Regions from separate parts of the Homo sapiens genome. Here region 1 is linked to region 2. A link is a loop called in an ENCODE intact Hi-C map of the cell type or tissue named here. Cell type or tissue: endothelial cell of umbilical vein. All regions are shown on one strand. Each heading gives the region's core, and the rest is flanking DNA. Links, peaks and the distances in the headings are about the cores only. Region 1 overlaps SLIT2 (slit guidance ligand 2). Region 2 overlaps SLIT2 (slit guidance ligand 2).

What was found. Peaks named below come from ENCODE experiments on the same cell type or tissue, not always from the same donor. Only the 100,000 strongest peaks of a DNase experiment are listed, where the experiment ranks them.
Region 1: it touches region 2 in a loop (5-fold over the local background); 17 of 110 quality-filtered maps call a loop at or near these places.

Annotation. Positions count from the first base shown.
Region 1 is chr4:20,298,032-20,300,966 of GRCh38, reverse strand. All of the region lies in intron 4 of SLIT2 (slit guidance ligand 2), which reads right to left. Among named protein-coding and RNA genes, the nearest start is that of SLIT2, 48 kb to the right of the region's middle. In endothelial cell of umbilical vein, for the core only: a CTCF peak has its summit at 1,263 (motif pointing left); a DNase peak (open chromatin) is centred at 1,226.
Region 2 is chr4:20,417,750-20,420,684 of GRCh38, reverse strand. The region is part of intron 4 of SLIT2 (slit guidance ligand 2); the gene reads right to left. Among named protein-coding and RNA genes, the nearest start is that of SLIT2-IT1, 27 kb to the right of the region's middle. RefSeq lists enhancers at 1,511-1,560, 1,681-1,750. In endothelial cell of umbilical vein, for the core only: a CTCF peak has its summit at 1,632 (motif pointing left); a DNase peak (open chromatin) is centred at 1,584; H3K4me3 peaks cover 290 bases; H3K27ac peaks cover 648 bases.

The DNA of each region.
Region 1 (2,935 bases), core at 312-2,811, 120 kb after region 2:
AATGAGATTACTTTTTAAAATTAGAAAACGATGTATACCATATCCATTTTTTTTTCAAAATCAAACCAAAAATTCATTAAATGCTATTGCATTTTAGGCTCCTGATAGCATAATCATACTCAAACGAAGCTCTAGCAGAAACAAAGTTAAGTTTTTTAAAAAATAGGAAGAGTTCCATAAAAGCCTAGTGCTTGATTTTAGCAACAGAGATTTATTGCTCTTGAAATTTAAAATAGGTAATCTATGGTAGTTATTTAACACACAATATAATTTATCACATAATATATGTCCATTATCATGTTAGTGAATATACAGGAAATAAAAACAAAGAGGATGTCTATATTTGTGTGTGTGTGTGTGTGCATGTCTGCACGTGTCTACATGTGCGAGACAACTAAAATGCACTCATCATATATTATATCTTAGGATATATAGATACGTAGCTAACTAGGGAATTAAGGCTTACAAAGTGATAAATGCACAGAAATTATAAAATTTTATATATTCTAAACTATGAAAACAAATGAATGTTCTTGCACATATAATTCCATGTTCCTTGTCAAGATAAATGTATCACATTGAATGTTTTTGTAATCTTAGAATGTCTTTTGATAAGATATACCCTATATAATTCAAATAAATAAAACCATTCCACTTTCTTTACTGAGAACAAAACACAGAACCAAACAATTATGGGAATTCAATACCATCCTAAATGATTCATTGTGGTAGACCTTGAACTTAGTTTAGGATCTTTACTTTTTTTAAAGTAAGGTATGTGGTTTTAAAAAAGTCATATAATAGAGTCATGTGATTTTAATTATTTTATAAATTTGATTTGCTTAAAAATCTGAGAAGAGATGGTCCCATGTTTATTAATCTAACCATAAAATATTATACTAAAGAATTTTTATGAGCATTAAAATGTTCCATATATTCTACATTGATCTTTATTGTGAAAAGGTTATATTTATAAGATTAACTTTACCTTGAATGATGATATCATACATTTTAAAATAATGACCCTATTTCAGTTTCCTAGGCATTATCTCAATAGATTAATAATTTCAATATTAATGACTGAAAGGTAATTAATATAAAATACTGTATTATTTTTAGCAAAGAGTATCTGTTACGGAGCCCTATGGACAGCCAAGGCTAAAGAAAGTATTTTGGCCGTGACAAATGGACAACTGCAATAATGCCAGGAAATCTCAATAGAATATGGAATTGGCTCCCCCTGTCGGGCCTTAAAAAGTCCACATTTTTGACCATCACATCACCTCACATCACAAAACTAAAAAAAAAAAACAAAAAAAGGCAAAATGAACAATGCCAACAAAATTAAAGACCTGTAACACTGCCAATGCTGCATTTAAAAATCTGCTCAGCTATATTTTTCTCTATAGAAAAAGAAATCATGAAAATCAGCATATGGAAAAGAAAGTAGGAACTCATTTTCAATTTATTGAAATAGATAAAATATTCAAATGAGGTATATAATATCACAAATAGCATTGATTTCTTTCCTCGTTGACAAAACACATGTCCTCCTTTGAACGAACTGTACAAGAAAGTATAATAGCTATTTCTTCACTAAAAACATGGTTTGTGATAAAGTTCCAGTAACAAAATTTGTTTTGATCCTTGTTGATATATAAATATATTAGAAATAATGTTTTTTAAAAGTCTGTATATTCTTACTGATAAAGCAATACAGTGCTTTATATCTCTTTAAAAAATAGCTATGTTATAAATCACCCACTGGGTGGATTGTCTTTGGCTTGAATACAACTGGTGTGGCAAGAGCAAAGAAAATCATACAGGCCCTGCTTGCTTATATATATAAAATATTGGGGAAAACATATTGTAAAAAGTCATACAGTCTGAGATAAATGTCAAATTACATTGTCAAATTGCATTTTTGCAATATACAAAAACATATTGCAAAAATTAATGACAGATAAATGTCAAATTACAACTATGAATAATGGTAATTTTTCATTTATTAAAAATAATGCAATAAATTACAATCCCCAATTTCCAAACAAAGAGCTTACTATCAACCTCTCTGATATTGCCTCAGCTCAGCAAAGGCTCTGCCACCATCACTATGAGAGCTACTGTGAAAAACTATAAAGTTTTTATTGAAATAAGACATTGTGAAGGGGAAAACAAAGAAATAAATTAAAAGTCACAACTAAGCAACAAGACTTTCTTAAACCTCCAGCAACATATCAAGATGTTTCTGTCATATCCTCATTGTGTTTCTTGGGCTTAGTAAATCATTTTAACTGTACCATTTAGAACACTGAGGTTAATAAGCTTTATCAACAAGTCCAGAGCAATAAAGGGGCCAAAATGCCCCAACCTACAGGAATCCCTTGAAGGAGATTGTTTTTCCTTTAAAGAGCAGGTTATATAGTAAACTCTGGGTCCTGCTGTTCCCACAGGTCCACAAGAGAACTCTGGTGACTTTTGAATAAGAGGCACAAAAGAAAAGGACAAATATCAAAATTAGTGCCTTCTGGAAATTCCTATAAGACCATTTCCTTTCCATAAAATTAACAGAAAATAGGGCCGGGTGCAGTGGCTCACGTCTGTAATCCCAGCATTTTGGGAGGCCAAGGCAGGCAGATCACCTGAGGTCGGGAGTTCAAGACCAGCCTGACCAACAAGGAGAAACCCCGTCTCTACTAAAAATACAAAAATTAGCCGGGCATGGTGGCACATGCCTGTAATCCCAGCTACTCAGGAGGCTGAGGCAGGAGAATGGCTTGAATCCGGGAGGTGGAGGTTGCAGTGAGCCGAGATTACGCCATTGCACTCCAGCCCGGGCAGCAAGAGGGAAATTCTGTCTCAAAAAGGAAAAAAAAAAAAAAAACTAACAGAAGATACCGATTACTATGCTCTTTTCTGCACATATGCCTTTAGG
Region 2 (2,935 bases), core at 243-2,742:
TTTTTTCTTTCTCTCCCTCCCTTTCTCTCTCCTTTTCCTTCCCTCCTTCCTTCACTTCTTTTTCTGTAAATGTCTTATTCTCTGTGTCTTAGTTTCCACATCTTTAATCTATGGCCTCTAGTTCCTAGGGTTCTACAAGGATAAAATTAGGCAATGTTTGTAAAACACTTGATACCTAATATTGGTTAAATAAATAAAATATATTATTTTCAGGTAAAGTTGAAGGACCATGAGGGCACAACTTAGTGTCTGCATAGTAACTGGCATACAAAGTGTTGCATCAATATTTGTTGAATGAATTAATAGTGAAAGACTAATCACTTGGAAAAGGAAGCATAGTGAGTGCTTCTGTAAGTACAACATGATTCTCAAAGGCTTCTTGGAACTAAACATCTGCCTGAATCCAAAAGCACCAAGTTAAAAGTGTGGGTCAGTCATGTACTCACAGTTGTAGTATGTGGACAGAGAAGACCCTAACCAAAACCTATTGCTAAAAATGTACGCATTAGAAGTGAGAAAAGTGGAGTTGTGTTCGGGTAGTTATTTAAGAAGACAGTGCAATGAACTATGAGCCTAAAGAAGGATGAGTAGGGAATGATTTGGATATTAGAGACAGTGGTTATCATTTATTGTTCAAATCTACCATTTGAAGTGCCTGGTTTGGCCCTATTTTATTTCAAGAACCCATAGAGACAGCTGCACAGAACCTGCATGAGCCATGTTAATGTTCCACATTGACTTACTTTAAATCTGTGACCTTTTCTAGGACCAAAAGAAAGGGTAGACATAGGCGCAAGGAAATCTCTGAAAGCTAGGACTCATCCTATGATATAGAAAACCGTGTGAAGGTTACAAAACACACCATCATCGATCTCTCCTGTTCTTAATATTCAACTTTAATGCAAGCTGTAATCGGAATGCAGCCACCATTTTTGAACTTCTACTCTATAACAGTCACTGTATTTATTTTTGCAACACACACACACACACACACACACACACACACACACACACACAGCTTAAAACTTACCCTTAACAGCAACACAGCCAGGTATATGCCATCTTCCCCATTTTAAAGGTGGGAAAATTGAATATCAGAGAGGTTATGTCAATTGCTTTAGGTAATACAGGCAGCAAAGAGAAAATCTGAGGTTGGAGTCCAGTGTATTCCAGATCTGAAATCACTGTTCTAGTCTCCTTTTTCCCAAGAACAACTGGAGAAGCCCATGGGAATTTTCAGTTTCTCTGAGTGGCTTGTCACATTAATCCAGGTAGAAAGAAATAGTAAGAGTAGTAAGTAAATCATTAAATAATTATACAGTTTTAGACATTTATAAGCATACATACACATATGTGTGTACATGTATGTAAGCACATTTTTATTAAAATAATTTAAATGTATAAAAATTATAAGATATGAAATCACACATATACAAAGGAATTACGGGGGTTCTTGTGACATTTATTGGCTTTCAACAGTTGACATGTCTTCTAGATACTGTAGAAGTATTTGTGTTCTAAGACACCACCGCAAGTGTTACTATACTGCACTATTTACAAATGTTTTGAAATTGAAAGTGTGTATAATACTTCCTTACAAGGTGGAGCAACATTGTGAGTCACAATGGTGCCATCTACTGGGAAACTGGTAAACTATGAAAATAGAGAAAATGGTATGCATTTAAGGGAAACAGAAAGTATCGTACTCTGATATCCTTCCTGTTCACTAAAAAATTCCAATAATTAGTTTTTTTCTGTGGGGCGGGAGATGAGAGTTCATGGGTACAGTTAATATGCTGGAAAGCAAACAGTTCACACCATAATCCTTTCACATTTGTTTTCTCTCTTTTAATTTGATATCATTTGTGTATGTGTATGTGTGTGTTATTTTTCCTACTATTTACCCGAGCCAGAAATAAGAGAAAATGACTTTTCAGTAATTAAAAACAAATTTCAATATGTGACAACTTAGAGTTGTTCTCAATCCTAATATGCAGTTACTTCTCCCAAGAAATTCCCAGGTATTAATTTAAAAAGTCTTTGATGTCTTAGTTTGCACAACATATGCTATCGGGTTTGAGTTAATAAAATCATCCTCAAGTTTTCACTGTGGGTTGTCAAAGGCTCTTATGACACCTTTTCATCAAAGTAAATTAAATATTCATTGTATCCCATAGTAGATCTATTGGCCGCCCTCAGTATAACTAGGCTTTTGGAGTGAGAATAATACAAAAACGTTTCATTACTGGTGTTTCTTTCAGCTATGTATAATGGAGAAAACTAGGACCTTACATAGATACCTTCATAAAATGACAGAAAGCAAGTCTTAATTAACCACGTGTTTTTTTCTACACATAAATTTGCTATAATACATTTTGAATCCTTGTCTCTAGTCCCATCACCACCCAGGACTTTCATAGACCATTTTATCTAACCATGTATAACTTCAGAGAATTAAAACTAACAACAGCCGAAGTGAAAAAAGCGTGATCCTGTCAGATAAGCGGTTTTAAAATTTTTATTTGTTTGGCCTCCTATGTACAGAGTCATCCATTCCCATGCCAATTCAACTGATATTGATGGTCAGACCCCACTACATACCAACATTAAGACAGAAAATGTCTCTGCCTCTTCCAGTGGTACACTCTACTATAGGAGAGACAGGACAACCCCTTAAGATCATTTCATACAGTGGAAAGTGCTGAAAATTTAACAAGGTGAAAGATAGTTATGGGCTACAGTGGAGCATAGTAGGAACACATATGCCATTTAGGATGTGAGTGATTATAAGGGCCACAAGAAGAAGTGATTTTTGTACACATCAAAGGGATAAGAAGGAGTTGGCTATGTGAAGATGAGACAAGACTGGTTAAGATTGTGGGAAGCAGGCTGTAATCCCAGCACTTTGGGAGGCTGAGGCGGGCGGATCACAAGC